Linked DNA regions of Homo sapiens: region 1 is linked to region 2. The links are chromatin contacts, found by Hi-C or POLR2A ChIA-PET in ENCODE. All regions are on one chromosome and are shown on one strand. The core of a region is the stretch at or near the end of the contact, and the rest is flanking DNA. Distances in the headings are between cores, read along the strand shown. Region 1 overlaps PTPN22 (protein tyrosine phosphatase non-receptor type 22). Region 2 has its middle 68 kb from the start of LRIG2.

What was found. Hi-C counts contacts between places; a loop is a spot of excess contacts on that map. ChIA-PET counts read pairs that join two places held with the same protein, here RNA polymerase II (POLR2A). Pooled maps may share reads with other maps.
Region 1: a loop to region 2 is called in a map of CD4-positive, alpha-beta T cell, with 7 times the contacts of the local background. The contact joins two enhancer-like sites. A Hi-C loop is called at or near these places in 2 of 168 maps with a recorded cell type or tissue (CD4-positive, alpha-beta T cell and naive thymus-derived CD4-positive, alpha-beta T cell) and 3 of 50 pooled maps. POLR2A ChIA-PET finds 5 or more read pairs at or near these places in 1 of 52 experiments (BJ).

Annotation. Positions count from the first base shown.
Region 1 is chr1:113,848,935-113,851,634 of GRCh38, reverse strand. The region is part of intron 10 of PTPN22 (protein tyrosine phosphatase non-receptor type 22); the gene reads left to right. The region is part of intron 3 of AP4B1-AS1 (AP4B1 antisense RNA 1); the gene reads right to left. Among named protein-coding and RNA genes, the nearest start is that of PTPN22, 21 kb to the left of the region's middle. Within about 2 kb of position 1,279, at least 3 of the 41 ENCODE cell types and tissues checked have a DNase peak (open chromatin) inside an H3K27ac peak, as active enhancers do.
Region 2 is chr1:113,139,596-113,142,295 of GRCh38, reverse strand. No RefSeq gene overlaps it. Among named protein-coding and RNA genes, the nearest start is that of LRIG2, 68 kb to the right of the region's middle. RefSeq lists an enhancer at 1,321-1,490 and a cis regulatory region at 870-1,770. Within about 2 kb of position 1,320, at least 9 of the 41 ENCODE cell types and tissues checked have a DNase peak (open chromatin) inside an H3K27ac peak, as active enhancers do.

The sequences.
Region 1 (2,700 bases), core at 30-2,529, 710 kb before region 2:
TCTACCCAGGATGTGGTAACAGAATATGGAGAATTCAGTCTATGTGCTCGTTTTAGGAAACACTGAAAAATAAAAATAAAAACCATATTCCTATTACCTACAGATAGCCACTATTACTATTTTTCTATAGTTTCTCCTGATTCTTATTGCATGCATACTTAAAAAAGAAAAAACATAATTGGGCCGGGCGCGGTGGCTGACACCTGTAATCCCAGCACTTTGGGAGGCCAAGGTGGGTGGATCACCTGAGGTCAGGAGTTTGAGACCAGCCTGACCAATATGCTGAAACCCTGTCTCTACTAAAAATAAAAAAATTAGCTGGATATGGTGGCAGGCACCTGCTAATCCCAGCTACTTGGGAGGCTGAGGCGGGAGAATTGCTTGAGCCTGCGAGGTGGAGGTTGCAGAGGGCCGAGATCACACGACTGCACTCCAGCCTGGGTAACAGAGTGAGACTCTGTCTCAAAAAAAAAAAAAATTACAATCACACTCTATTTATGTATCACAATCTTTTAACCTACCCCAGAATACCCATACTTGTTCACTCCATTAGGAATGCTCTTCCCTTCTCCTAGCCCAAATCTCTCACTGCCTACAATATTAATTTCACCCATATTTCTACACGAATAGTTTTACCCAATAGTTTTAGTTTTCTAAGTGGTCTCCATTTTTAATATAGAATTTAGAATTGACCCATTCATTCATGAAACGTGTATTGATGTTTATTAACAGGCACTTTTGTGTAATTTGTTAGAACTACTTTTAACTACTTAAATAGCAAGACCTTAAAGTGTTTAAAACACTTACAAATGAAGATGCAAATAGTTTTAGAGATAAAACAACTGACAATGGCAATTCAGATATTTAGTCTAGAAGTTGTGAATTAAAGGGATAAAATAAAGAGCTATTATAATATAAAACTGTTTGGCCTGCACAGATTTTCCACTAATAGCTGGTGGAAAAAAATAACTTTCATGTGTGCTGAGTGTAGGTGTTTTCTATATTCAACCTGTGAGGGAGAAAGCTTATGTGAAATGAAAGCATTAGCTGGTTTAATGCTGTCAGACTTGAAAGAAGGCTGATCCATGTAAATGCATAAAGATTCCAGAAGTATGGAACCTAGTTATATAAATAGCAATACTAATTTAATAAAACTATACCCCATTTCAAAAACGAATTTCATTTCAGGCCTACTTTTAAGAGTTGGAAGACGCTGAAAAAGCCTTCACATTTTGGCATTATCAAACAACTAACTGAACTTGACAGTTGTAGCTGTTTTTTCTGACACTACTGTAACCAGGAAATGGCACTGTAACCAGATGAGAGCTTCCTGTCTGATTTTTCTTTTTCTTCCTTTCTTTCCTTCCTTCCTTCCTTCCTTCCTTCCTTCCTTCCTTCCTTCCTTCCTTCCTTCCTTCCTTCCTTCCTTCCTTCTTTTGAGATGGAGTTTCACACTGTCACTCAGGCTGGAGTGCAATGGTGCGATCTTGGCTCACTGCAACTTCTGCCTGCCGGGTTCAAGCAAGTCTTCTGCCTCAGCCTCCCGAGTAGGTGGGACTCCAGGCACGCATCACCATGCCCAGCTAATTTTTTTTGTATTTTTAGTGGAGATGGGGTTTCACCATGCTGGCCAGGCTGGTCTTGAACTCCTGATTTCGTGATCTGCCTGCCTCGGCCTCCCAAAGTGCTGGGATTACAGGCGTGAGCCACCATGCCCAGCCCTGATTTTTCTTTCTTAAAGAAATTAGCCAGATGTGGTGGCTCACCCCTATAATCTCCGCACTTTGGGAGGCTGAGGCAGGTGGATCACTTGAGCTCAGGAGTTCAAAACCAGCCTGGGCAACATAGTGAGACCCTGTCTCTACAAAAAATACAAAAATTATCAGGGTGTAGTGGCAGGTGCCTGCAGTCCCGACTTACTTGGGAGACTGAGGTGGGAGCATCACTTGAGCCTGGGAGGTCGAGGCTGCAGTAAGCCGAGATTGCATCACTGCACTCCAGCCTGGGCAACACGGTGAGACCGTGTCTCAAAAAAAAAAATAAATAAATAAATAAATAAAGAGCATACTAATGGCTGTGTTGAATGATATAGACTCTGCATTGTTTCCTGCTAAAATTATCTTTGAAAAAAAATTGTTCTTTATTTGTACAGAAATGTGTAAAGTGTCAGGGAAAACCCTGAATAGGCCCTTTCAGGTAAAACCCTGATTAGGCCCTTTCAGATAAAAAGTAGGTTCAAAATTAAGTGCTTGAGAAAGTACAGGCAAAAACAGAGTAGTAATAACTCATAAACCTTGTAATAATAGAGGTCTCATTTCTCTATGGTGAAATCCTTTTGTAACCACAAATTTCAAAACCTTATTTAGTGGTTTACTTTTTTTTGGTATCTTTATTAGGACAAAATTTTAGCAACTTTATCTAAATGCACTGAACTAAGAGTGTGGAAATTAAGTTTCTAAGCCAAGCCCTGGAAATTCCTTCTGAATGACCTGGGATAAACTGTTTGTAAATAGGTATAAATAGCTTATCTACTTTATAGAGCAATTGTGAGGACCAAATTAAAGCATAGACATTGAAGTTATCTATCTATATACCAACCACTATCTCTTTTTCCAGAAAAGATGAAGGTTGCTTACAAAAAATCCATCTAGAATGAAATATTTTTTTTTTTAATGTGAGCAAGGGAAACAGAATTAGAGA
Region 2 (2,700 bases), core at 71-2,570:
AATGAGAGCATTCCAGGGAATTCTACAAAATCATGAAGTGCCTCCATCAGTTGAACACAAACCAATTCTCAAACCCAGGAAACCGTAACGAGAGATTGGGTGAACACTTCCTAGCTCTGACTTATTGCCAGGCATTGTTCTCATTGTTTTCTATATATTAACTCTCTAAATCCCCACAGTAATGTTATGAGTTAAATACTCTTATCATTTAAAAGATGAGAAATAGAGGCACAAAGAGGTTAAATGACCTACCCAAGCCTCAACAGCTAGGAAGTGGTAGAGCTAGGATTTGAACCTATATAGTCTCATCGCAGAGTCCTAAACTGCCTGAAATATGTACATTTAAGCAAAAAACAAAAAGTGCTGATTCATGGATTGGAATGGAGTGGGATGAGTAATAACTGGGTGGTGCTTTTTATCTCAATATGTTAGATCAGCTAAAGACAGAAGGGTTTTGATAGCTGAGGGGCCCAGTGTCTATCCCATACTTTAAGGAAGGCCTCAGAAAGGCCAGCTGCTCCCCTAGATCCACCCACAGCTCCTAGTGTCCCCTGACAGACAGCAGACTGGTGCCAGAGTAGTTTCATGTGGTTGAGAGCCAGATATGCAAACAGTTCTGCATGGGTCCCTTTATGCACTTACATACTGTATTTTTTACTAGAAAATGGTGACATATTTAGTACCTAGTGCAGCAATGTCGTAGGTCCTACAAGTATGAAGCCTAACTTCTAGAATGGACTCTACCACCTACTGTCCCTTGATTCAGTTCTTTGCAACTATAAATATTTATTCATTCAGTAAATAATTTTGAGACCTCCTCCATGCCAAGCAACATGCACTAATTTGAATTCAATAGTTGCCCTAAGGTACTCACTATTTGCTGGTGGTGACAGTCAGATAACGGGATCTTTATAAGCACTTCCGCACTGTGTCCTCAAAGTGTGCCAGGGAGTGAGGGAGGGCTCAACCTGTCCCTCTTCCCTAGGAGTCTGTGAGCAGCAAATGAGATCATACAGGGGAAAGGGCTTTGTAAATAGCAGAAGGTGAGAATGGGGTGTGTGAGGAGGTGGGGAAGAGGGGGAAGAAGGAGGAAGCAGAGGGAACGGGAGGCAGAAGGGAAGGAGGGGTGAAGGAGAAGAGAGGGAGTGGCAGGGGGAAGGAAGGGGAAGTAAAGTGGGAGGACTTCAACTAGGAGCTGGCTGCCTTTTCTGGAGACCTCGGGCAGGCAGCCGCCAAGCTGAGTGCTCCATCAGGGGCTGTGAGCCTGAGTGAGGCCTCACAGGAGTGAGGGAACCAAGCCTGAAGCTCAGGGCTCACTCTCCTAGCAGGCCAAGTCCAAACCTTGCAACCGTTGCCAGACTACTCTGGACTCCGTCCTAGTGGGGGCCTTAAACTCGTGTTATGTTGCTTGAGACTAGGTGCTTTCGCTGCTCCCCATGCACCCCAACCTCTTCAGGATCCCAGCTTGAAAAGTGACAAAGGCCAAGCTGTCCCTCTATTGTGATGCCCGATTTCTCATGAATCCCCTTATATAATGGTATCTCTGAGAAATGGTGGCTCGAGGTGACGCCAGCCACCACCATTCTCTGTACTGAATCGCCACCTAGAGGCCAGTTCTAGCCCAAACCAATGTGTAGGCCAAGTTTTCAATTTTGCCTCAAGATAGAAAACAAAACAAGAGTTATCTTTGAACAAAAAGATAAAAAGGCAAGAAAATGGCACAAGACCTTTAAAAGGACTCCATCAGTCCCTTCACCAACCCTGTGGTTTGCTGATGAGATATGCAAGGGCTGAAATGTCTCCACTTCTCAATGGGGCAGGATTTCCTCCATGGCTTGGGACCAATGTGAGAATGTCACTGTTTCTCACATATTCTAAAGTCTAGATTTGAAGAACAAATATGCCAAGAAAACCCTCCAGTTTGCCCTGCATGTCAGACCCCAGCCCATCTGCTCCTCTTCTTTCATGCCCAAATTCAGACACGTTGGCTAGCTTGGGAAGACAGCTCAGCAGAAGATAGGATGTCCTTTTTAGGAGAGTTTGCTAATTTGGCTTACATTTCTGGAATTAGATGCCCTACACTGAACATGAATACCCATTAATCCTGGACCATTTATTGGGAAGTAGTTGGATGAGTCTACAAAGGCATCGAAGGTAAGTTGATAGTTCAAAATGAGCATCAAGGCCGGGCATGGTGGCTCAACGCCTGTAATCCCAGCACTTTGGTAGGCCAAAGCGGGCAGATCACCTGAGGTCAGGAGCTCAAAACTAGCCTGGCCAACATGGCAAAACTCCGTCTGTCTACTAAAAATACAAAAATGAGCCGGATGTGGTGACAGGTGCCTGTAATCCCAGCTACTTGGGAGGGTGAGGCACGAGAATCACTTGAACCCGGGAGGCAGAAGCTACAGTGAGCCAAGATCGCACCACTGCACTCCAGCCTGGGCATCAGAGTGAGACTCTGTCTCAAAAAAAAAAAAAAAAAAGAAAAAAAAATGAGCATCGAGGTATTTTGGTCTGAAGAAAATCCAAGCTACATGGTTCCAGATCTTCAGTGCCCCAGCTTGAACAGTATCAGGAACAGCAGAGTACTAAGAAAAGTAAGCCAGGCTCCCAAACTGAGCAAGGACAGTTTTCTTAATCCTCTTTTTAAATTTTTTAGGTTTTTCTGTTCATTCCTTTGCCAGTCTAGTAATTCAG